Linked DNA regions of Homo sapiens: region 1 is linked to region 2. A link is an interaction called in ENCODE POLR2A ChIA-PET data of the cell type or tissue named here. Cell type or tissue: CD4-positive, alpha-beta T cell. All regions are shown on one strand. Links, peaks and the distances in the headings refer to the core of each region. The heading gives the core; the rest is flanking DNA.

Region 1 (10,108 bases), core at 571-4,570, 120 kb after region 2:
ATATGTCAAAATCAGTCACCACAGAGCCCAGAGATATCAGATTATATAATGTGCTGGTGTAGAGAGCAGATATAAAGGGGTATTTTTTTAATTTTTAATTTTCGTGGGTACGTAGTAGATGTATATATTTGTAGGGCATATGAGATGTTTTGATACAGGCAGGCAGTATTATAATGATCACTTCATGGAAAATGGGGTATCTGTCTCCTCAAGTATTTATCCTTTGCATTACAAACGATCCAATTATACTCTTTTAGTTATTTTAAAGTGTACAATTAAATTATTATTATATACTATAGTCACCCTATTGTGCTGTCACATAGTAGGTCTTATTCATTCTTTTTTTGTACCCATTAAGCACCCCCACCTTCCCTCCCACCCCCCAACTACCCTTCCCAGCCTCTGGTGACCGTTCTTCTACTTTCTATCTCTAGGAGTTCAATTGTTTTTATTTTAGATCCCACACGTGAGAACGTGTGATGTTTGTCTTTCTGTGCCTGCCTTATTTCACTTATCATAATCATCTCCAGTTCCATCCATGTTGTTGCAAATGACAGGATTTCATTCTTTTTTTACAGCTGAATAGTATTCCACTGCGTATAAGTACCACATTTTCTTTATCCATTCATGTGTTGACGGACACTTAGGTTGGTTCCAAGTCTTGGCTATTGTGAATAGTGCTGCAATAAACATGGGAGTGCAGGTATCTCTTTGTTATACTGACTTCCTTTCTTTTTGGGAATATGCCCAGTAGTGGGATTGCTGGATTATATAATAGCTTTAGTTTTAGTTTTGAGGAACCTCCAAATCTCCATGGTATTTGTACTAATTTACATTCCCACAAACAGTGTATGAGGGTTCCCTTTTCTCCACATTCTTGCCAGCATTTGTTACTGCCTGTTGTTTGGATAAAAACCATTTTAACTGGAGTGAAATGATATCTCATTGTAGTTTTTTGTTGTTGTTGTTGAGACAGAGTCTCACTCTGTCACCCAGGCTGGAGTGCAGTGATGCAATCTCGGCTCACTGCAACCTCGGCCTCCCAGGTTCAAGTGATTCTCCTGCCTCAGCCTCCCAAGTAGCTGGGATTACAGGCATGCACCACCACGCTGGGCTAATTTTTGTATTTTTAGTGGAGACAGGGTTTCACCATGTTGGCCAGGCTGGTTTCAAATTCCTGACCTCAAGTGATCTGCCCACCTCAGCCTCCCAAAGTGCTGGGATTATGGGTGTGAGCCACCACGCCTGACCTCATTGTAGTTTTGATTTGCATTTCTCTGAAGATCAATTATTTTGAGTACTTTTCTTATACCTGTTTGTCATTTGTATGTCTTCTTTTGAGAAATGTCTATTCAAACCTTTTGCCCATTTTAAAATCAGAGTGTTAGGTATTTTCCCATAGAGTTGTTTAACTCCTTACGTATTCTGGTTATTAATCCCTTGTCAGACGGGTAGTTTGCAGATATTTTCTCCCATTCTCTGTGTTGTCTCTTCACTTTGTTGATTGTTTCCTTTGCTGTGCAGAAGCTTTTTAACTCGATGTGATCCCATTTGTCCATTTTCACTTTGGTCGCCTATGCTTGTGAGGTATTACTCAAGAAATTGTTGCCCAGATTAATGTCCTGGAGAGTTTCCCAGATGTTTTCTTGTAGTAGTTTCATAGCTTGAGGTCTCAGATTTAAGTCTCTAATCCATTTTGATTTGATTTTTGTATATGGTGACATAGGGGTCTGGGTTTCATTCTTCTGCATATGGATATCCAGTTTCCCAGCACCATTTATTGAAGAAACTGTTTTTTCTATAAATGGGTTTTTTTAAAAAATGAAGAATATTAAAGAAAGATGCATTGTTTCAGCTAAAGGCAGGCTTACCACCGTAATTGTACCCTGAACACTGTTTCAGGAAGGACCTCAAAGGTATCCATGTGCTCAACAAGGGGTACGGCATATGCTTCTCTAGTCCTAGCAGGGTCAGCCTGCTGCCATGCTTGGAGGTGAGGACCAGATGTGGTGCTGAAAGGAGAAGACTGGGGGTGGGGGAAGGGTGGTGGTATCATTCATTCAGTATGTATGTACACGTGTGTTTATTATTTATCCAGTTTTTAAATAGTGTGAGAATACACATCATTTAATATATATTTATTGATCAACTCATATGTGCCAGGCCTGTGTTTGTGCTGGCAACAGAACAGTAATGAAGGCGGAAGAGACAGAAAGGGAGGCAGCTTGACAAGGAAACACCTGGCTCCCCCAACCCTTCATAAGTTCACACATTTATAGGTTGGTGGGGGAAAAACTTATCTAAACTGAAAATTAGACAAACTATTTATTACACACAGTACACTAACAAAATACGTAAATACAACAACAAAAGGTAAAGTGGATTATGAGTAAAAGAATAACTGTAGGAAGTAATCTAACCTAGGGGGTCAGAGGAGGTAGCCAGTAGGTATAGTCTTGCTTAGTGTAAAACAAACAAAACTCCCACAAAAGCAAAAGCATGGCTTTGGTTTGATAAACAGCATAATTCAGATATCAAATATTCCTAGTTAAGTGTGTGGTTCTAGGCCTTTAAAAGACTGAATCATGCGGCAGGTGGTGGTTATTTTCACCATGAAGTTGGTAGAACAAATCAAAGTTGACAGGATATCAAAAATCCTGATTGGCTGCAGTTACTGAGTGACTGCTGGGAGAAACGTGGTTTTAAGAAAGGCTGAGATTGGTATGTAGGCAAAGAGCTGGGAGAGAACTCCAGGTCTAGGAGATAGTTTGGAAGGAGTAAAAAGCAAACAAGAGGTAAACAGAATGATGTGATGGGTGGAAAAGCACAGGAGCCCGTGGGGAAGACTGGGCTTTAAGGGCACAGACAATGAAACCAGCTAGAAGGCAGGAAGTGCACCCTGGGGTGGCCCTCCGGTACAGGAACCTGACCTGGACAGGAAGTGAAGGGTATCATCTGAGGAGCAGGAAGGGGAGATGTGAGGGAAATAAGTGTCCATTGCATAAACCTTGCTAGAGCTTTTATCCTGTTACAGGGTTGTAGGCAGCTTGGAGCTTCTCTAACAAAATAATCTGGCCTGCTGGGAGGTATTTGTGAGGGACAAGAAGGGAGACAAGAAAGGTTAGAGTGTGGGCAATTACCATGGGGCTCTGTCTTGTCTTGGCTCCCTTTTGGATGACATAAGATCTTTGTCTTGGATCCAAACAGGATGAAAATAAGTCTCATTTCCTCCCCTCTCCCAACCCCCTTCCTCCCATGATGAAATGAACTATATGGGACTCTTGGTTGACATAAATCTTTGTGCTTTAATAAAAACTAAAGGTTCAGGAGTGGGAAGTGGTTAAGAAGTTGTTTGCTGGGGATTATATCAATAATTCATCCTGTTTAGACTGAAGAATGACAATGATAAAGAAGTTAAAACAAAAAACCAACAAACAAACCCACTAGGGTAAATGGGGCAGGGGAAACTGAGAAGTGAAAATGAAGACAGAATTGAACATATGTGAATATAAACTTTTTTTTTTAACCAGCTGTAAACAAAGTGGTATGAGGAAAGATGGGAAGAGATATAAAAATAAACAGCATTAAGTTAAAGGGGGTAATTATAGGAGCCAAAATGAGAGGTGAGTGTCGCAAAGGATCCAGCTAACTTTAGAGACTTGAGAAGTTTCTTCAAACATTTCCTTTCAGGACACTGTGGGGCTTTCAATCTTTCAGGATTTAACAAGACCCTAAATGTATATGCCTTAAATTCACACAAACACACACTTTTTTTGTTTGTTTGTTTTTTCCTGTTGGGGGAGAAGAGAGAGTAGGAGATGTATTCTTTGTTGTCATTTGGAAAACAGTTTCCGGTACATTTTATTTGCTTTTAAAAGCCCTGGAGAATAGTCAGCAAATAGAAATTGGTTTGCAGAAATAACATGGCTTCCTGGAACTTAGGGGGAAGGAAATGGGTGGTTTCTTTAATTACTATAGTATTTGTTTAGTATAGTGTGTCTTACAACTAAAGATAGAATTCCGGCTAATGTCCAGGAGGGAAGGTGAATTTGGATATTAATGAATTCGGAAGCTTCATACAGTTGTGTTGAATTTACCAGGTTAAGTAAGACAATAATGCTCTTTGTTTTCCCTATCCTGGCCAGATTAGAGTGGACTGAAGTTTGTTTTCAGATATCTAATCAGTTTAAATTCAAGTGCATTATTATTTACATATGAAGAGCTAATGACTTTAATGTAAGCAAGTAAGCTTATTTACAACAAAGAAGTGACTGGGTGACAAGAGGAGTGTCGATATTGCCTTAATTAGTTGATTTGCCAATTATTCTTTTCTGCTGGGTGTGATAGTACTTTTCCTAATGAGCAGCAGAAACAAGAATGCTCCAGCAAAAGCGATTGTAACACAGTAGTAGCAATAGCTTCTTGGCCATTTTAGGTCCATTAGTGCTGAAGTTGTCGACTTTATACAATTTTTCAGACTTCATAAGATTGAAGAACCAAGTATATTCCTGTAGGTTTATCCTATTTATTTATCAGCTATGTGACTTAGCTCAAGTCTGAGAAGCTTAAAAGGCATTTACTGAAAGTGAAAATAAATTAGATGGCAGGTTTGAACTTAAAGAAGAATTAAAAATATGTCCCACAGCAGTGCCATGCATTTATTTCTTCAGGCTTCTTAAAGACATTGATTGGTAATAGATGCATCCGCGCTCATTGGTGTGGGAAGCCCTGGGGGAATGGCTAGAAGACTCCTTCATTTTCTTTTGTGTAGGTTTGCATTTCTTCTGTATTTGAAAGTCGTGATACTGAAGAAATTCAAAAATCCCCAGGAGATTCCATGTCCACATAACAAATGTAAACTTATCTTTACTTTAATGTGTTCACTTCTCATAACTCCTTGACTGGAACCCTTCACTTCATCCAGTCTGAGAGTCTGTAAGTTTCTGCCGCAGGCATGCACATTCCTGACACCACGCTTTTGCTTGGCTGTGCCTCCTGCCCAGAATGCTGTCTATTCTCTTACGCACATCCTCTCTGTATCCCATTTTTGTCCTATTTCTTCCTGATTCAGAGAGGGTGGTGATTGGTGGATATGGCTAACATTTATTAAGTATATCTCATGCTTTACATACTGTGGTGGCAATTTATGTGCATTGTTTAATGATACCCCCGTTTTACAGGTAGGGAAAGAGAGGCTTACAGAATGTCACTGGGCTCACACTAGTAAGTGGCACAAAGCCAGAATATAAATCTAGGTCTTTCTGGTCATTTCTGGACTTAATCTTATAGTGTCTTGAATTGTTTCTTAGCTATTGCATCTACTAAGGCCTTATTTCTCTAACCAGATTGTCAGTGGCTAGAGGCAAGGAGCTTACTTATCTTTTAGTCTGCATAGAGCAGGCCCTCAATAGTGATAGCCTTCTATTGAAGTGAAAAATAACATGTAAAACGTTAAAGGATTTTTATTATTTGGTTAAACACTGGAAGAAAGAAACAAATCACAGGAAACTAATTTCTCAAAATTACTGCATGAACACAAGACACTGTGGTTCTTAGTGTGATCAGCACCACTCACATGGGTGTCTGGAAATGTGGGGGCAGTCCTTAGGTTGTCAGGATTCTGAAGGTATCATGCAGTTATAGTGTGTGGTAGACAGGGACGTCAAACACCTTGCAGAAAGTAGGACCGTTCTGCACCCTGCAGGGGCCCAATAAGGGAAGCAGCACCTGGAAAACATGGACCCAGATGCCAGATTGAGTTCCAACTTGCCTCCACCTTTTACTAACTGAGTAAATCTTTCTCATGTTAACTATGTGCCCTCTCCACTCCTGGCACATGGTTAGTGCCCAAAAGCATCAGCTCATAATTACTATCCTCTAGAAAAGTGTCCCCCATGGCAAGACATGATCTTTGCGGAGTGAGAGAACTTACTAGACTAACAGTAACAGTGTAAAAATCAAGGTGTAATGAACATACAGAGTGGAATAATAGATATTGGAAACTCCAAAAGATAAGAGGGTGGGGTGGGAGTGGGGATGAGGGATGAGAAATTACCTGTTGGGTGCAATGTACAGTATTTGGGTGATGGGTACACAAAGAGCCCAGACTTCACCACTACACAATATATCCATGTAACAAAACTGTACTTGTATTCCCTAAGTCTAAAAAAAGAAACCAAAACTAAAAAAAAAAAAAAAAAAAAGAGAATCAAGGTGTGTCCCAAAACAGTGCTTCTCAAACCTTAATGTGCTTACACATCTCCTAGAAATCTTGTTAAAATGCAGATTCTGATTCGAGGGGGGGCTAGGATGGGACCAGAGTGTCTGCATTTCTGATAAGCTCATGATCCCAGAGCTGCTGTTGGGTACCAAAGTTCTAAAGTACCTTGAGGGAGAAGCCAACTTAATAAGTGAAATAATGAAGCATTTATTACATATCTACTATATAACTTAAATGACAAAAATAGAGTAATGGAGGTTGGATATAAGGAGTATAGAATTTGATTTCTTCACAGAAGGAGCTTCCATCTGCTTTGCCACTTTTATCTGAGAGACAAAGAGAGAGAGCACACAGATTTTCCATAGATAACTATATTTTTCAAGGGAAAAAGGCAGAGAGGTATTTCTTATGTGTGTTTCCTCACACAAAAAGGCCATTTTGGGTCCCCAAATAATTTTAGAGGAGGTATTATAACTAAATAAAGGAAAAACTTGGCAGCCATTCTTGGATGCAGGGTGTAAGCCTTGCATATCTCAGAACTAGTACGAATGGTGTGCATTTGGGTGTTTCTCTGTGTGTGCAGTTTTACATGTCTGTGTATGAGCTGGAAAGTGTATTGGGCCATTGCCAGGGAATTGATTTCTTAAACATCACTAGAGAAGAGGGATATTTTCCCTGATAAAGATTAAAGCGTTAAGTTAAGGGGCAGGAATTCCTAAGGCAGCCTTGACTAGGAACTTTGCATATTACAGGCAGTCGATGTTATTTGAACGTATTCATTGAGAGAAGAGACTACTCATTATCCACTTAAAATACTTCCTGGCTGCAGCATGGTGTTGTACGGAAGCCAAAGCAATTGGCTTTGCATTTGGCCAGCTGATTTAGCAAGAAATTTCGCAAATGATGCAGTCCTTACAGATGGTGCTGTTGGGTTTTTTAGAATGTTTTAAAACACTGATGGATTTGACCATGAACTGAATTTCCAGTCTCTTAGATTCACCTCCAGCCACCCCTTGACGATCTCCAAGGCAACTGGAGACAAGGAGCAGACCTTTTCTGCAAACTTATGATGAATGATTTCCTTTAAAAACTACTCGCATAATAAAAATGTTTTGGTGTAAACTTGGCCAAGGGGAACTCTTGAAACTTTCAGTTTCTTTGCCTAACTCTGAGTTGCTTGAGTCACATTTTTGCATGGTTCTTGATTGACTTTCTGGTGCTCTGCCTGGAGGTCTTTGCTTATCTGTGAGTTGCCTGAGTCACATTTTTACATGGTTCTGGTGCTCTGCCTGCAGGTCAAGAAGGAGCCAGTATCTCCAGGAGGAGTGAGAGAGTGCTCTGCCAGTGTGAAGTGTGAATCCTTGAGAGGCTGTGGCAAGGGTCCATGCCTGAATGTGTAGAACAAGAACAGCTGGAGGCTGTGGCTTTCTCCAGGAAGAGGTTTCTAAATCTGCCTCTTAGAAGATATCAGAAAGTTAAAGGTACTGTACCATCTTCACAGGCCGAATTCTTACTCAGATCTTTACAACAGGGACTGGTCCTGATCTTTGCTGTTGATTGCTTTCTTGTTTTCTTGGTTTCTATTTGAATCGTCACCTTTTATTCGTCTTCCTTGGTGCCTTTTGGTTGTGCTTATTTCGGCTTTATGTAAGCAGCATCTCTGGATGCATAAATGAGGCAGATAAAATTCCCCAGGGTGACTGATCTGCCCTTCATCTATTTTGAGCACTGCAGAGAAGTTACCATGGCCCACAGCATAACTCAATCACTGTAAGCCAGTGAGCACATTCTGAGTTTTTTTTTTTTTAAATAACCTTTCCTGGAGGCATTTGGCATAAGCTAAGCTTAAAGGCACATGATTCAATCATTGATTATTCAAGACATGTCATACTTAGGCTTTTCTAATAACCATATTGTCACTGTCAACTAGATATTGAGCTCTGGTTTCTAATTTTGCACTGGAAGCTGTACAAAGTCTATTGTGTTCTGTGTGTGTGTGTGTGTGGCTCTGGCAATGCAGAAATGGCAACAAGGAAGTATCTAGCACCCATGAAAAGACTGAAGAACACCAATTTGCTTTCTCTCAGTCAAGCCATCTTTCTTAAGACAACCCTTGTCCTGTAGCTTGAACTGTTTAATCCTTGTATATCTTCCATCCCTTCCACCCTTAGGGAACCTCCATAAGGTGAGGACAATGTGTCTTTTTTACCACCTGCTATTGTCTAAATGTTAGTGTCCCCCTCAAATTCATATGTTGGAACTAATACCCAATGTGATAGTATGAAGAGGTGAGTCCTTTTGGGAAGTGATTAAGTCATGGATCAGTGCCTGTGTTAGTCAGGGTTCTCTAGAGGGACAGAACTAATAGGATATATATATATAAAACAAACTCATATATATATATATATATATATATATATATATATATGAGTTTGTTAAGGATATGTAATAGGATATATATATATATATAAAAAACACATTCATATATATATATAAAACACATTCATATATATATATATAAAACACATTCATATATATATATATATATATATATATATATATATATATATGAGTTTGTTAAGTAGTATTAACTTATACGATCATGAGGTCCCATACCAGGCTGTCTGCAAGCTGAGGAACGAGGAAGCCAGTCCAAGTGCCAAAGCTGAAGAACTTGGAATTCAATGTTCAAAGGCAGGAAACATCCAGCAGTGGAGAAAGATTTAGGCTGGGAGGCTAGGTCAGTCTAGCCTTTTCACATTTTTCTGCCTGCTTTATATTCTGGCCACACTGGCAGCTGATTAGATGGTGCCCACCCAGATTAAGGGTGGGTCTACCTTTCCCAGCCCACTGACTCAAATGTTAATCTCCTTTGGCAACACCCTCACAGACACACCCAGGATTAATCCTTTGCATCCTTCAATCCAATCAAATTGACACTCAGTATTAACCATCACAGTGCCCTCTTAAAAGAGGTGCCTTGCCCTTACTGCCATTTGGTAATATAACAAGAAGGCACCAGTTTTGAAGCATAGAGCAAGTCCAGACACCAAGTCTGCTGTTACCTTGATCCTAGACTTTCCACTCTCCAGAACTGTAAGCAATACATTTCTGTTATTTATAAATTACCCATTTAAGGTATTTTGTTATAGTAGCCTGAACAGACTAAGATATCACCATACCTCTGTAGTTTAGCACAGGGCTTAAGCTTAAGGCAGCATTTATTCATTGGTTCATTGATTTATCAGTTCATTTAACAAGCGTTTATTGGTAAACACCAACATTCCAGCTTGTCTTGGAATGAAGTTTCCCCATCTTTGATAGGAATACATGCTTATCACTTCCATGTTTGCTCTGAGAGCTCCCCTATACCTCCTCTACTTCTTGGAAGCATGCTCCTCTAAGGTTGTTAGCTCTGCCCTCCTATCCAGATTTGTTCTTTTCCTTTGCATCTGCAGAATCAGCACTATTTCTATAACAAAGTGGTTCCCCTTACTTCTGAATATCACTGGTTTCTTTTATTAATTTCTTTCATTCAAGGTTAAAGAGGTAGTTATATGATGTGACCTGTGATGGTTTCGTGGTGTGTCTGCTTTGGCTTGGATAAATCACATCCCCCAGAGCTCCTTTTCTAGTATGTTTCTGACTAGGGTGGTCTACAAGGGAGAGTCTCTTGCAAAAATTGGAAGATGGAAGTGAGGCAGCAGCTATTTTGTAGCACGCACGTACCTTCTCCTAATTATTGAAACACTAATCTAGGTGCTGCTGTGAAGGGATTTTGCAGCTGTAAAGTCCCTAATCAGTTGACTTTAAATTAGTCAAAAGAGATATTATTCTATGTGACTTAATCAGTTAAAAGCTTTTTAAAAGAGAGTCTAGACCAGGGGT
Region 2 (16,236 bases), core at 7,456-11,455:
GGGAGACTGAGGCAGGAGAATCACTTGAACCTGGGAGGGGTAGGTTGCAGTGAGCTGAGATTGCGCCACTGCATTCCAGCCTGGGGGACAAGAGTGAGACTCCGTCTCAAAAAAAAAAAAAAAAAAGAAAAAAAAAAGAAATACCTGAGACTGGTTAATTTGTAATGAAAAGAGGTTTAATTGGCTCATGGTCCCACAGGCTATACAGGAAGCAATGAAGCATCTCCTTCTGGGGAGGCCTCAAGAAACTTACAATCATGGTGCCAGAGGGCAAAGTGGGAGCAGGCATCTTACATGGCAGGTGCAGGACCAAGAGCGAGAGAGGGGAGGTGCCACACACTTTTAAACAGCCAGATCTCACGAGAACTCTATCATGAGAACAGCACCAAAGGGATGGTGCTAACCATTCAAGAAGGACCATCTCAGTGATCCAATCACCTCCCACCAGGCTCCATCTCCAACACTGGGGATTAAAATTTGACATGAAATGTGGGCAGGGACACAGATCCAAACTATAGCACATGGTGACTGTGGTAGCTCTGACAGTGGAGGCAGGGAGCTCCCCTGTGCTGGTAATGTGGTTTTAATACACTGACAGTGGTTACTTAGTCAAGCTCTAGAGAACAGTCTTGGAAGCAGCTTCCTCTTTAACGACAAGGACAAAATTCTCAGCAGTGGCCACAAGAACATTGGCAATAGTAGCTGTTCTGCCATTTTCAGTGGTCTCTCCAGCACCACTGCAAACTAAATAGAAAACAAATGCAAATTTTATGTCTTTTTATGAAAATGTAGCTCCTGGTCTTGCTTGGAAACACATCAGTTCTGTAAAATAGAGCACTTTTTTATACCCTAATTTTCTCAAGAAATGATGTCATTTGTTTCTCAAATATTTAATATTTCTGTAACTACATGGTAAATCAAGATTGCTTTTCAATTCTTTGTGGTTTTTTTTTTGTTTGTTTGTTTTTTTTTTTTTTTTTTTTTTTTTTTTTTGAGACGGAGTCTCACTGTTTCCCAGGCTGGAGTGCAGTGGTGTGATCTCGGCTCACTGCAAGCTCCGCCTTCTGGTTCACGCCATTCTCCTGCCTCATCCTCCCGAGTAGCTGGGACTACAGGCGCCCCCCACCACGCCCAGCTAATTTTTTGTATTTTTTAGTAGAGACGGGGTTTCACCGTGTTAGCCAGGATGGTCTCAATCTCCTGACCTTGTGATCCACCCGCCTCCGCCTCCCAAAGTGCTGGGATTACAGGCATGAGCCACTGCACCCAGCTGCTTTTCAATTCTTCTGGTATTTTCAGCTTGGTGGTATGTAGTAGCTAGGTGATGACATTAGATAACATTGTTTTTAGAAAGGGAAATTTAAAATAATGTGTCTAGTTGGGACTCTACAGAGAAAAGAAGACAGTAAGTAATTAGCCAATTTATAACTAGGAACAAAAGATATAGCTCCAACCTTTACTTTTGAACAAAACAATGAAATAATATAAAAATAGAACAGTACTTTTTAGGTAATATAAGTGAGTTGAAACCTCGGCCAGGCATGGTGGCTCACTCCTGTAATCCCAGCACTTTGGGAGGCCGAGGTGGGTGGATCACCTGAGGTCAGGAGTTCGAGACCAGCCTGACCAACATGATGCAACCCCATCTCTACTGAAAATAAAAAAAAATTAGCTTGGCGTGGTGGTGCATGCCTGTAATCCCAGCTACTCAGGAGGCTGAGGCAGGAGAATCGTTTGAACCCGGGAGGCAGAGGTTGCAGTGAGCCAAGACCTCACCATTGCACTCTAGCCTGGGCAATAAGAGCAAAAGACTCCATCTCAAAAAACAGCAACAATGAAAAACCCTCATAAGAACATTGTATACGCTGTATAGCGTTTTTGGCCTTAACTATCTCTGCACATGGTAGAGTTTAAAGCTTCTTAAATTACACAATTTGCAGAATGCCACATAGTCTGACTTCCTTTACTGCATCGGTCATAGGGGACTGCTATGGTAGATCCTTTTCTTCTGCCTGTCTGGGAGATTCCTACCATTGCAAGCACTTCCTATGAGGTCAGAAATGACAAATGTATAGCAGACATGTCTATGCCCAGAGGACCACCACTCATCCATTCCAGCACTCTTTTTTTTTTCTTTTGAGACAGAGTTTCGCTCTTGTCATCCATGCTGGAGTACAGTGGCGTGACCTCTGCTCACTGCAACCTCCGCCTCCCAGGTTTAAGCAATTCTCCTGCCTCAGCCTCCCAAGTAGCTGGGATTACAGGCACCTGCCACCATGCCAGCTAATTTTTGTATTTTTAGTAAGGATGGGATTTCACCATGTTGGCCAGGCTGGTCTGGAACTCCTGACGTCAGGTGATCCAGCCGCCTCAGCCACCCAAAGTGCTGGGATTACAGGCATGGGCCACGGCTCCTGGCCCCAGCAATCTTTACCACTGAGCCCATGCATGGCCTCAGAATCCTTATCAGCTCACCATTCTAGGGCCCACTACCAATCGGTTGGAATTAACAGGAGATGAACTGTATTTGGTATTTTTGGATTAGGGAATTAAAACAGGGGCATTAGCTCTAAAGCCTATAGGGAAGTGAGGCTGTAATCCCAGCACTTAGGGAGGCTAAGGTGGGAGGATTGCTAGAGCCTGGGAGTTCAAAACCAGCCTGGGCAAGAGAGAGAACCCATTTCTACAAAAAATAAAAATTTAGCCAGGCATGTTGATGTGTCCTTGTAGTCCCAGCCAGTTGGAAGGCTGAGGCCATAGGATCACTTGAGCCCAAGAGGTTGAGGCTGCAGTGAGCTGTGATTGTGCCACTGCACTCCAGCCTGGGTGGCAAAGAAAGACCCTGTCTCAAATGAATAAATAAATAAAGTGAAATGAATGTATGTTACCTAGCAAAGAAGAAATTGACTTGCCAAGAATAAGACCTTTTTTGTTTTAATTTTTAATATCAGCTTAATATCTGGGCCTGAAGAATCAGGAGAGAGAGTTTGAGCATGAGGAAGCTAAGAATGGTAATGACCAGGTCTGCAGTTTGAGGAGCAGGACCAGGGAGGCAGCACAGAGAAGAGTAGATGAGAGAAAAAGCCAAATTTGGCTTGTTTTGCAATTCCCTGGGATCATGTTACTCCAGCTTGGTCTCTTTCCTAGTGCGGGCTACTAACAGTGACTCACCTGCCAGTTCCTGCATTACCTGGACTTTTTGGAAGTCTTCCACCAAATACTGGTTAGAGCAGCCCAGCCCCATCCACCTTGTGACAACTGACATCATGCTCGAAGCAAATCTGAGTAAATAGTAAATCCCTGTGCTGATCATTTCTAGTGAAAACGGAAAAAAAGCTTTTCTTTTCTTTCTTTTTTTTTTTTTTTGAGACGGAGGCTCGCTCTTTTGCCCAGGCTGGAGTGCAGTGGAGCGATCTTGGCTCACTGCAAGCTCCGCCTCCCGGGTTCACGCCATTCTCCTGCCTCAGCCTCCCGAGTAGGTGGGACTACAGGCGCCCGCACGGAGCCTGGCTAATTTTTTGTATTTTTTGTATTTTTTTTTTTTTTTTTTTTTTTAGTAGAGACGGGGTTTCACCGTGTTAGCCAGGATGGTCGCGATCTCCTGACCTCGTGATCCCCCCGCCTCGGCCTCCCAAAGTGCTGGGATTACAGGTGTGAGCCACCGCTCCTGGCAAGGAAATAAAGCTCTTAGTGACCTCGGAGACTATGAGATTTGTGGCTTTACAATGAATGGCCTGAGGTCACATGTGTAGCCAGCCAAATCTAGGAACTTCCACTTAAGGTTATCTGATAAAGTCACTTAATGGTGGGGATAATTTTATTGGCCCATTTAATGAAATGACAAAGACCATAATACAGCATTGCAAATTGCCACTTTCTCCTTTACTACCTGTGTGACCTTGGACAAGTCTTGCTATTTTTCTATTTCCTTATCTGTAAGGTAGTGTAATTCCTTTTTTTTTTTAAAAAAAGAAAAATGACAGCAAAATTTATTGAATGTATACTGTGCGGAAGACATTGAAGGTTGGTCCTGGGGAGTAATCAAGGATGGAATAAGGATAGACAGCACCTTGGAGGACCTTATCACACAGAATAGAGACAAGGAGAACAATAAGAACAACACAAAAGGGCTGGGCGTGGTGGCTCACGTCTGTAATCTCAGCACTTTGGGAGGCTGAGGTAGGTGGGTCACCCACCTCACCCACCTTTTTGTTTATGTTAATGGAAAAATAAAAGGCTTCCATATACTTTACTCTCTTGTGCATTATTTATGGAAGAAAAAAACACAGTGAGCAGGTAAATAGTTTGAAATTGATATATATAAGGATGTAGTATATGCTTTAGTATTGTTAACAGCTCAACCACAACACATTACCAATGGGAAAGGCAAAACTTGCTCCTATATAAGCCAGAAGCTTTGGAGCTAGTTATGGTACAAAACCCAAGTTTGCCATCTTCAAATCACACTCTGTTCATTAGAACAAAGATGCCAATGTGCAACCTTAACGTTCTGTTACTTTCGAAAACATTTACTCTTCTTTTGACTCTGAGCTGAAAGAAGCACAGAAGAGTTTTATAGCAACAAGCTAAAAATAAACTAATCTTCTGTAGTCCTCCCCCTTTTAGCAGTAGGAGTCTAACCCAATTAACAAAGTGATTTAAATGAAAATAAAATTGTGATCAGTTTTGGTTACTTTCTCCTCCTCCCTGCTGTTGAATCCCACTGTAATTAGCATTTTAATTTTTTAGTATCTAACTTTAGTCAAGAAGATGAAATTGAGAATGTATCCTGTGTAATTTTTGAGAATTTTTATTTTGTTCTCTACTAATACACTCTCCAGTCTGATGAACTTCCATATTTCCACAATTTTATACATACTTTTTCTCTAGAACATGAGGAATAACTCCAAGAGAAAGGACCAATTAGCAAGGAATTCACTATCTACATCTCTTCTTTTTAAAAAATTATTATTTGTGTTTTTTTTGTTTGAGATGAGTCTCCGTCACCCAGGCTGGAGTGCAGTGGTGTGGTCTCGGCTCACTGCAACCTCTGCCTCCCGGGTTCAAATGATTCACCCACCTTATCCTCCCAAGTAGCTGGGACTACAGGTGTGTGCCACCACACCCAGCTAACTTTTGTATTTTTAGTACAGATGGGATTTTGCCATGTTGTCTAGGCTGGTCTCAAACTCCTGACCTCAAGTGATCTGCCTGCCTCAGCCTCCCAAAGTGCTGGGATTATAGGCATGAGCCATCGTGCCTGGCCTGCATCTTTTCTTATTTGCCTCAAACATAGAGCAAATTACCATACTTGAAATATATATGTTTAGCCTCAATTCGTCTTGGATATACTGATGACAAAGTCAAATAGAAATGGAAAGAAATTATGTGGCTGATATTTTATTTGCATTGTTTTCCTAAATTAATTATTTTATTTTTGAGACAGGTCCTGCTCTGTCACTTGGGCTGGAGTGCAGTGGTGTGATCATGGCTCACGGCAGTCTCAACCTCCCAGGCTCAAGCAATCTTCCCACCTCAGCCTCCTGAGAAGCTGAGACTATAGGCTTGTGCTATCAGCTAAGAGTATAGGTGTGTACATCCAGCTAATCTTTTAATTAAAACATTTTTTTAAATTTTATTTTATTTTTTTGATACAACACTTGAACAAACTTGACCAGCTAATTTTTGATTTTTTTTTTTTTTTGTAGAGATAGAGGTCTTCCTATGTTGCCCAGGCTGGTCACAAACTCCTGGGCTCAAGGGATCCTCCTACCTAGGCCTCCTAAAGTGCTGGGATTACAGGCCTGAGCCACTGTGACTGGCCTAATTAAGAATCTTAAATGCACAATGTAGCCTAATTGTGGTTGTATCATCATTTATATTGAATTAAAAGAATAATTTTTCCTGAAGCACATAGAAACTTAAATAGCAGGGCTGAGCCAAAGCCGAGAACCAGTGATTTCTGACTAGAAGGAGCACCCTTTGCCCTACTACTTGCGCCATCACATATTAATAACATTGCTTGTCCAGTGTTCCGCATCCACAAGCCTGCAGACTTCCTCCCCAATTCCTACTGAAGCAATGCGTTTTATTTCCATAAGACAACTTACTTTCCCTTCTCATTTGCAGGAATAGATTGGTTTGTTCTTTCATCCTCAGAGCTACAGAATATTGACATGAATTTTAATATATATAATAAATAGATGAACACTGTGTTCTTGTCTCAGTAAGGTGTTTCATTTCTTTTTATCTTTAAAGTATTTAATAGACATCTCTAAGACAGATATTCTCCTTATTGTCTTGGATATATATGGCTAGATCCTTTTGCCTTAGCTTGAAGCTTTTTTCCTTCTTCCTCTCCTTTTCAAGTCCTTCTCTTCTCTACCTCTCTACCCTCTCTCTCCCTCCTCACTTCCTTTCCTTTTCCTCCCTTCCCTTTCCTATCTTTCTTTTTTTCCCCCTTTGTGGGATTAATATCACTTGACATAAATCAAGTAACAAAAAAATTAGAAATCTTGGACGGATGCGATGGCTCACGCCTGTAATCCCAGCACTTTGGGAGGCCAAGCTGGGTGGATCACTTGAGGTCAGGGGTTTGAGACCCGCTTGGCCCACATGGCGAACCCTGTCTCCACTAAAAATACAAAAAATTAGCCAAGTGTGGTGGCACATGTCTGTAATACCAGCTACTTGGGAGGCTGAGGCAGGAGAATCACTTGAATGTGGGAGGTGGAGTCTGCAGTGAGCTGAGATCGAGCACCGCACTCCAGCCTGGGTAACAGAGCGAGACTCTGTCTCAATAAAAAGAAAAAAATTAGAAATCTAATAAGGGTCTCAGATGCCTAAATATTTTCCCCTAAAAATGTGACTAACCCTGATGGCTTTCAAGCTCAAGAATTCATTTCAAACTAAATTATTTAATTATTTGGTATAAAAGACAAAGGCAACAGCAAGAGTTTATTTACCAAATGTCAGAAGAACAAATCAGTGGGTGAGATGCTCTCTCTGTCTGTCTCTCTCATATACACACACACTCACACACACACTCATAGCCCACTTGATAAATTGTTGGCAATTTTGTGGTGAATACTCTAGGGCATGCTATTTAAAACAGACCTTATTTAAAGCTTTTTTACTTGAAGTGGGTCATTCTATACTTTCTAACATTCGGATACAATATTCCCTACAAAATGTATATAACTTTTAAGGTTGGAAATCAAGTTCACCTCAGTAAACAATGTGTTAACCAGTTTCTTATTGCAAATCTCTTAAAACATTTATAAAAGTGAAGGAAATAAATTTTTATTGAAGTTTGCTTCTGTGTCAGATGCCATTCTTTGAGTTTAGGTCCTGAAGATAGACTGCCTAGGTGGAAATCTGGGCCCTGCCACTCTCTACCCGCATGACCTGGGCAAGTGACTTAATTATGCTGTGTCTTAGTTTTGTCATCTGTTTGTAAAAAATGGGACCAATAACTCAGTTTATATGTAGAATATATGACTCAGCTTATATAAACTAAGACTCAGTTTATATGTAGTTGTGAGGATTTATTAGATAATACAATAAAATATTTGGCACACTACCTGATTTCTTTTTTTGTTGTTGTTTTTTGAGACAGAGTTTTGCTCTTTTTTTTTTTTTTGAGACAGAGTCTCGCTCTGTCACCCAGGCTGGAGTGCAGTGGTGAGATATCTCGGCTCACTGCAAGCTCTGCCTCCCGGGTTCATGCCATTCTGCCTCAGCCTCCTGAGTAGCTGGGACTACAGGTGCCTGCCATTGCGCCCGGCTAATTTTTTTTTTGTACTTTTAGTAGAGACGGGGTTTCACCGTGTTAGCCAGGATAGTCTCGATCTCCTGACCTTGTGATCCACCCGCCTCGGCCTCCCAAAGTGCTGGGATTACAGGCGTGAGCCAACGCGCCTGGCCGAGTTTCGCTCTTGTTGCCCCGGCTGGAGTGCAATTGCACTATCTTGGCTCACCGCAACCTCTGCCTCCTGGGTTCAAGTGATTCTCCTGCCTCAGCCTCCCGAGTAGCTGGGATTACAGGCATGCGCCACCACACCCGGCTAATTTTGTATTTTTAGTAGAGATGGGGTTTCTCCATGTTGGTCAGGCTGGTCTCGAACTCCTGACCTCAGGTGATCCGCCTGCCTCAGCCTCCCAAAGTGCTGGGATTACAGGCGTGAGCCACCACGTCCGGCCTACACTGCCTGGTTCTTAATGAATAAATGTCAGCTCTGATTGTTGTAGATATCTTTTTTTTTTTTGAGACAGAGTCTCACTCTGCTGCCCAGGCTGGAGTGCCGTGGCGAAATCTCGGCTCACTGCAACCTCCGTCTCCCAGGTTCAAGCAATCCTCCCACCTCAGCCTCCCTAGTAGCTGGGACTACAGGCTTGTACCACCACACCCAGCTAATTTTTGTATTTTTAATAGAGACAGAGTTTCACCACGTTGGCCAGACTGATCTCAAACTCCTGACCTCAAATGATCCGCCTACCTTGGCCTCCCAAAGTGCTGGGATTATAGGCATGAGCCACCACACCCGGCCCCTGTTGTTGATATCGTTGCTTACCTTCAGGACTTATTATTTTTCTCTTTAAGGAAGGCACTATTGCATCTATTTACCTGCTGAGTAAATTTAACCAGAAAAGTTCAGTAACTAACCGCCAAGCCACAGAGCTCTTCACCAGCAGAAAAGCCCTAGTATTTGAACTTTCTTTTTCTTTTTTGTTTTTCGTTTTTAGAGATAGGATTTTACTGCGTTGCTCAAGCTGTCTCCAACTCCTGAGCTCAAGCAATCCTCCTGCCTCAGCCTCCCAGGTAGCTGGGACCACAGAGATGCACCATTTGTCTAGCTCTTAAGCCCATGTACCACACTATACTGAGTTCTCTGTCTGCATACAGATTATAAGTCATTATAGGATATTTTAACATACAGGACAAATCAAAAAATTTGAATTTATTGGGTATTCCAACAACCAATTAATTCTAGTAACAGAAATATTTGTAGCCACTCTAAATTTTTATTTTATGAGAAAGAAGCAGATAATTAAAAATCAAATTGTAAGGAAATTTAGCTAAAGAAGAAGGAAGAGAAGCAGGAGAAACAGAAGGAGGGGAGGGAGGATGAAAAATACACACACACCGTAAGGTGTATTTCAAATGTGGGGCAGGTTGACATCACTCTTAACTCAATTACGTCATTCAGAATTGCTTTAGGGGCATCGCAACGTAGTTTGAAGTACACAGACTTTGGAATCGAGTAGAGTGCAGCTATCTGGATTCCAGCATCGCTGAGTTAGGGAGCTCTAAGCCACAGTTTTCTTATGGACAATTGTATCTACTTCATAGGTTTGTTAAGAAGAGTAAATGGGACTGTTTTTGAAATGCCGGGAATGATGCTTAGGACGGATATGGTGCTGAGTGAACAAAGCATAATCAGCTTTTATAGTAGTTTTTTTGAAGTTGTATAAGGTTAAAATGGGCCTTAATAACGTTAAAGAATGCTCAATAATAGTGTAATTATAACACTGTGGAATTTTAGAGATGCATGGCCTTCTAACTCAATCACTTCATCTTATATCTGAAGAAACTGAGACTCAAAAAGACTAAGTGAATTGCCCCAAATCACACAGCTAATTATAATCAGGTTGGGACTAGAACCTGGCCTCTTAATTAATGCTTCTCTTAATTTTAAAAAAGTTATGAGTGAACGATCATGCCACTTGAGCAATAAATTATGAAATATGAATGTCAGTGAACAGAATTTAGAGTTCTAATCAAATAACACATAATAAAGTTAGACATACATTTAATGATAGCTGTAATTATTATTGTACTGCATGATAACAAGGCATAAATGATAAGTAGTTCATATTAACAAGTGTCATTGTAATTATTTTGTGCAACCAAACCAAGAAAAGGAAAAATAAAATTAAGAAGAGCAGGAAACTACTCTGAGGGCCTCTTCAAAGGCTCTGGCATCTGTTACCCAGGGGGCCTAGGTAGCTGTGTTTTTCTGGCAAAAGATAAAGGGCTTAGAAGTGGTTTTGCTATTTTTTGTTGTTATTATTTTTTTTTTTTAGAGACAGACACTGTTAACTGAAAAGCAGACACTTAAGAAAAGCACTCATTCGTTTACTTAGAGACAGGGTCCCACTTTGGTGCCCAGGCTAGAGTGCAGTAGTGTGATCATTGCTCACTGCAGCTTCCAATTCCTGGCCTCAAGGGATCCTCTCATGCTTTGGCCACCCAAAGCACTGGGATTACAGATGTGAGCCACCACAGGTGGCCTGAGAAGTGGTTTTGGAGGGAGGAGGGACAAGGGGTTATTAACACTCACCTCCTCCCCTACTAATGGAGGAATCAGCCGGTATTCTCCTCTTTCTCCATCAACTTCTTGCTTGGATCTGGAAATGTAAACTACCAGAATCCAATCCTTAACAGTCAATGCCAGAGGTAACTCCCCGAACATGTTGATAGAATAACTTTGCTTTTCGCGTATTTGACATGATCATTATATTCTTTTTATAAAGATTAGAGAATTTTTAATTGATACATATTAGATGCACATATTTTCGGGATACACGTGATAATTTGATACATTCCTATAATCATATCAGGGTAATTGGGATATCCATCACCTTAAATATATCTCTTTTCTTTATGCTAGGAACATTCTAATTATTCTCTTCTAGCTAGCTGAAATGTACAATTGATTAATGTTAACTATAGTCACCCTGTTGATTATCATTGTGTTCTTATTCCCAATACTTTGTGGTCATTGCATTGATACCGAAGTCCTCAAAGAACACCTGGGTCATCATGCAGCATCCCCTACCCCAGCCAAGTGGGGACACTTGGCTGCATAATACCCTCTGTGGTCTTTAGAGAGTATCCCAGTTTTCCAATTCCTCCTTCTTTTGCTGCCAACAGGAGAGGGTGAGAACTCCCTTTTTCTACACTCGCAGGGAGACCAGATCAAAGATGTGATTGAGGGAAAGGTTCTTGGCTCAAAGATATTCTTCCCACATGCATGACTGTACATAGCCATGGAATTGTTGGTTTGGGGTCCATTTCTAAGATCGTCATATACCCAGAGAAAGGGTGGGTCTCAGCCCTCACCTTCTTTAAGACATGGCAGGAAAGGAGTTCCTCAGAGCAACAGCATCTTGAGGAGGAACTCCGTATTTTGGCATGCATTTCATGATAACATCATACTATACTAATGCCATTATTGATATCTAAACCAATACCAATGCCAATACTTACAGCAATACTGTGTGTGTGTGTGTGTGTGTGTGTGTGTGTGTGTGTGTGTGTATTCTTTTTTGTTGGAGATGGGATCTCACTCTGTCTCCCAGGCAGAGTGCAGTGGCGTAATCATAGCTCACTGCAGCCTTGAACTCCTGGGCTCAAGTGATCCTCCTGCCTCAGCCTTCCTAATAGCTAGGACTATAGGCATGCACCATCACACTCAGTTAATTGTTTTATTTTTCTGTAGAGATGAGGTCTTGCTATGTTGTCCAGGTTAGTCTCAAGCTCCTGGACTCAAGCAGTCCTCCTCACTTGGCCTCCCAAAGTGCAGCAGTACTATATTAATGCTAATACCAACATAAATTCTAATATCATTAAATGCTAATACTAATACTTCTACTGTTTCTGATACTAATTACCATTTATTGAGTATTAAGTATATGCCAGACAGTATGCCAAGAACTTTATAGGTAACATTACATTTAATTCTCACAAGAATCATTTGATGATAAATTATAAAGTGCTTAATGTATATCAATAAGTGTTCTAGGTGCTTTACAGTTATTTACTTAATTCTCAGTACAACCATAAGAGACAGGTATAATTGTTATTCCCATGGATGAGGAAATTGAAGATCAGAGTGGCTAAGTAACTTGCCCATGCTCACACAGTTAAACATGTGGCAGAGCAAAGATTTAAAATAGGTTTCTCTGACTCTAAATCTGGTATTATGTGGTGTATTTGTGTGTTCAAAATTTCAGCCGGGCATAGTGGCTCATGCCTGTAATCCCAGCACTTTGGGAGGCTGAGACAGGAGGGTCTCTTGAGCCCAGGAGTTTGAGACCAGCTGGGCAACATAGCCAGACCCATCTCTATTAAAAGTAAAAAATTAGCTGGGTGTGATGGTGCACACCTGTACTCCTAGCTTCTCGGGAGGCTGAGGTAGGAGAATAGCTTGAGCCCAGGAGTTCAAGTTTACAGTGAACTATGACTGTGCCACTGCACTCCAGCCTGGGTGACAGAGCAAGATCCTGTCTCTTAAAAAAAAAAAAAAATTGGCTGGGAGCAGTGGCTCACACCTGTAATCCCAGCACTTTGGGAGGCCAAGGTGGGTGGATCACTTGAGGCCAGGAGTTCAAGACCAGCCTGGTAAACATGCTGAAACCCCATTTCTACTAAAAATACAAAAATTAGCTGGATGTGGTGGCGGCCACCTGTAATCTTAGCTGCTTCGGAGGCTGAAACAGGAGAATCACTTAAACCTGGAAAGCAGAGGTTGCAGTGAGCTGAGATTGCGCCATTGCACTCCAGCCTGGGCAACAGAGACTCCATCTCAAAAAAAAAAAAAAAAAAACAAATTGCCAAGATGCATTTATAAACTGTCATACAGTATCTGCATTTGCTAATAAAATTTATGATAATAAACTGTCTCAATGGAATGTGTCTTTTTGTAAAAAGATAATTTTACCCTCAAATTTTGCTTCACTTATAAGTATCTTTTGAATTCAGAAAGACTTTCTTTTGATTTTTCTTAATTTCACTAAACTGATTTGAAGTTAAGCTTCAGAAATGACTCCAGGACTGGGTTATAGTCCATTGTCATGAATAACTCTGAGGTTGTCTTTTAAAATCTCCTGTGGCTTTGAAAATAATTCAAAACGTATTATTTGTGATAAGTACTTCATCATATTTTATTTGTGTATGTCTCTTTAATAGTAAATAAAGACACCAGAACTATTTCCTTAAATTGTTCTTGTCAAGCACCACTTTATTGTAGAAATGTCTTTTGCTAAATTGGATTTTGGGGAGAGCTTTGAGCTTAATGTTTATAGAGAACTTTCAAAGGAATTTGATTTTTATTATTTTTCTTAGTTTCATATTTGATTTTATCGTTGAGAGGGATGTCCCAAATAAGGCCTTCGAGACTGATGTCTTTTATCTGCAGATTGGCCAAAACATACTATGTACACAGTAAATGCATAGCTATTTTCCTGGGTCTCAGTTCTTTACAAAGAAGATGCTCAAGGGGCCCACTGATAGTTCATTTTTCCTTTAATCCATGCATTGACCAGTAACTGCAGTCTAACGTCCTTTGTCATTTGCAGTGGAGTTAACATTTTACAACACAGGCCTTTCTGGATGACAATGACTAGAATCAGTTATCTATATATTATAGCTTTCACCAGGTTCCTGAACTGTGAAAGGTGCTAAAATTGAGGACCCATCTTGCCAGTATCTAACTATACCGCAAACCAGAACTCTTACATGGTCTCTGATGGAATGCAGGAGTCATGCAGACTCTTTCATGATTTAAAGCAGTGTTCTAACCTGGGATCCATAGATTCCCAACGCATCTGTGCTTGGACTTGAGGGGCCCATGAATCTGATGGAAAAAAAATCTCATATTTATTTTCATAATCTCTATCTGAAATTTAGTATTTTTTTCCATTGTGAATGTAGGACACAAACCACGACAGAATTAACTTTAGCTGTGATTCAGTCTCTAATAGAAATCACATGTATTTTCCTTTTACATTAGAGTGGTTACTGATATCTCAAAATATTATTTATCCTCCTCTCTAAGATTGTGGTAATTATTAGATGTACTGTGACATCTTGAAATGTGGTATCTTAATAAAGAGACATATTAACAAAATTAAATTCAAATATTTTGATAACTGTATTTCAATATAATCGGTTTGCTATCTTCTGTCTTATAGATTTAAAAACATTTTCAGAAAGGGGTCCACCAGACAGCCAAAGCGGTACATGGAACAAAATAGGTTAAGAACCCCTAAAGAGGCCAGGTGTGGTGGCTCACGCCTGTAATCCTAGCACTTTGGGAGGCTGAGGCGGGTGTATTGCCTGAGCTCAGGAGTTCAAGACCAGCCTGGGCAACACAGTGAAACCCCGTCTCTACTAAAATACAAAAATTTAGCCAGGTGTGGCGGCATGTGCCTGTAATCCCAGCTACTCGGGAGGCTGAGGCAGGAGAATTGCTTGAACCGGGGAGGTGGAGGTTGCAGTAAGCTGAGTTCATGCCACTGCACTTCAGCCTGGGCAACAGAGTGAGACTCTGTCTCCAAAAAAAAAGAACCCCTAAAAAGTTGGCATAAAGGTGTGTGGAGCAAGGGAACTCTGGTCAAATGCAGTCTCCAAGTCAAACTCTGATCCAGGGAATCCTATGAAAGAAAGAGAGAGCCTCATCTGCCCTTCCAGCTTTCAGCAAGGATGACTATTCCTCAATCTAACAGAGCTTAATGTTTATGGGGAATTTTTAGAGAAATTGAAAACAGATTCCTGAATCAGAAATCTTGGAATGTAAAGAAAACTAGCCAACCCATAGCCAGAAGTGTGAGCAGGTCCCAGGGGCCAATGGCCAATGGTGCTTCTATCCATAGTATATCAGGCATGAGCCCAGGTAGACTGGAGTGTTTCCATGGACCATGCCACGTAACTACTCATATGATTTCTGCACAAGGTTACTATGTTGCTCATTACTATGTTGCTCACTCTGTACTCAGTTTTAGGGGGATACTTAGTAATATTTAATATGTAAAACACTGACACAACTTTAGTCTTTATTCTGAAATATGTATACAGAAGAATCTAGCTTCTACTCTTCAAAATTTAATGTGGATCTAATAGTATATCCAGAGGTTGACTGTGTCTTGGGACTGCTATTATCTTGAGCTAATCACTGCATTCTCTGATTACTCATTGGTGAAAGCATTTATTTTAAAATGCATAACCTTAAAATAGAAATAATTTAGGAAAATTATGTGTATCAGTTAGGATTAAGATCTGCTGCATGTAATTGGAAACTCTAAATCACAGTAGCTTAACAAGATGTATATTTATTTTCTCTTATGCAAAAATAAAAAGCCTGATGTAAGACGTCCAAGAGTATTATGATATCTCTGTAAAGTCACCGACCCAGTTTCCTTCTTTCTGCTATCCATCCTTAACTGGTGACATTTGTCTTTAAGTTGCCTCATGAGTCAGTATGGCTGATTGAGCTCTTGCCATCACATCTGCATTCCAAGCAGCAGGAAGGAGAAACCCCAGAAGGATAAAAGCATTCTTTTTGCAGCTGAGTTGGCCTCTTTTTAGCAGCCTTCTTAGTAGGTCCCATTTGATACTTCTGCTTGTATTTCCTTGAGCAGAACTTAGTCACAAGGTGCTACCTAGTTTAAGGGAGAATGGGAATGTAATCAAATAATTATGTGTAAACTGTTGCCTCTGAAAAAACAAAAAACTGGGGTTCTATTTCTAAAGAAGAAAAGGAAGTGGTTATTGGGCAGCAAGTTATGGCCCCTGTGACAGTATATACAGGGAAAGTTTAATTAAGCATACACATGCTTCACAGAAGTACTCAAAAAATAGCACTGGACTAGCAGACAGTTGCCTTACGTCCTAGTCCCACCTCTACCTTTTATCTACCACACTTTGAGCAAACTATTTAGCTTCTTTGAAGTTTAGTTCTTTCATTTTTAATGTGGATGTGATAATTCTTTTCCTTTCAGCTTTTCCATTGTTGTGAACTATAATTGAAGCAATGCATATGAAAGCACTTTTAAAAGTATAAAAGCATTGCATAAATGCAAGGTATTTTGTTTCTTCAGGTACATGGGAGCTGTGATCAGAGAAGGGTCTTTTCAGTTGATCTCTCAGTAAACTAGTTACTCATAAAACCCCAAGCCGAGAAGCAATCCCCATCTCTATATTAACTTAGCAACCTCTGATAATGTATTTTCTAAATTTAGATGGAGATTAAACTGTTGTGTCACCAGATCATTAAATGACGCCAGCTACATGTACTGTAACTGTGATATGGGTAAAGAAAGAAATTTTAAATTCTGTCTGATGGCTAATGTTTTCATGGGAATCTTGGTTATCACTGAGAGGACAGCATCAACTCTAGCTAGCAGAAGCAGAAAGGGATGCCTTGCAAGATTTAATACGGCTTGCAGAATCAC

Evidence for each region. ChIA-PET counts read pairs that join two places held together with the same protein. Peaks named below come from ENCODE experiments on the same cell type or tissue, not always from the same donor. Only the 100,000 strongest peaks of a DNase experiment are listed, where the experiment ranks them.
Region 1: POLR2A ChIA-PET joins it to region 2 with 5 read pairs; 6 of 35 experiments call an interaction of 5 or more read pairs at or near these places.

The regions. Positions count from the first base shown.
Region 1 is chr12:68,448,960-68,459,067 of GRCh38, reverse strand. LINC02384 (long intergenic non-protein coding RNA 2384) reads left to right here and starts at 7,584. Exons shown (of 4, transcript NR_120458.1): 1 at 7,584-7,701. RefSeq lists enhancers at 7,196-7,335, 7,396-7,725. In CD4-positive, alpha-beta T cell, for the core only: no CTCF peak of the experiment used is centred there; a DNase peak (open chromatin) is centred at 2,917; H3K27ac peaks cover 635 bases.
Region 2 is chr12:68,571,918-68,588,153 of GRCh38, reverse strand. No RefSeq gene overlaps it. Among named protein-coding and RNA genes, the nearest start is that of RAP1B, 31 kb to the left of the region's middle. RefSeq lists an enhancer at 247-296. In CD4-positive, alpha-beta T cell, for the core only: no CTCF peak of the experiment used is centred there; no DNase peak of the experiment used is centred there.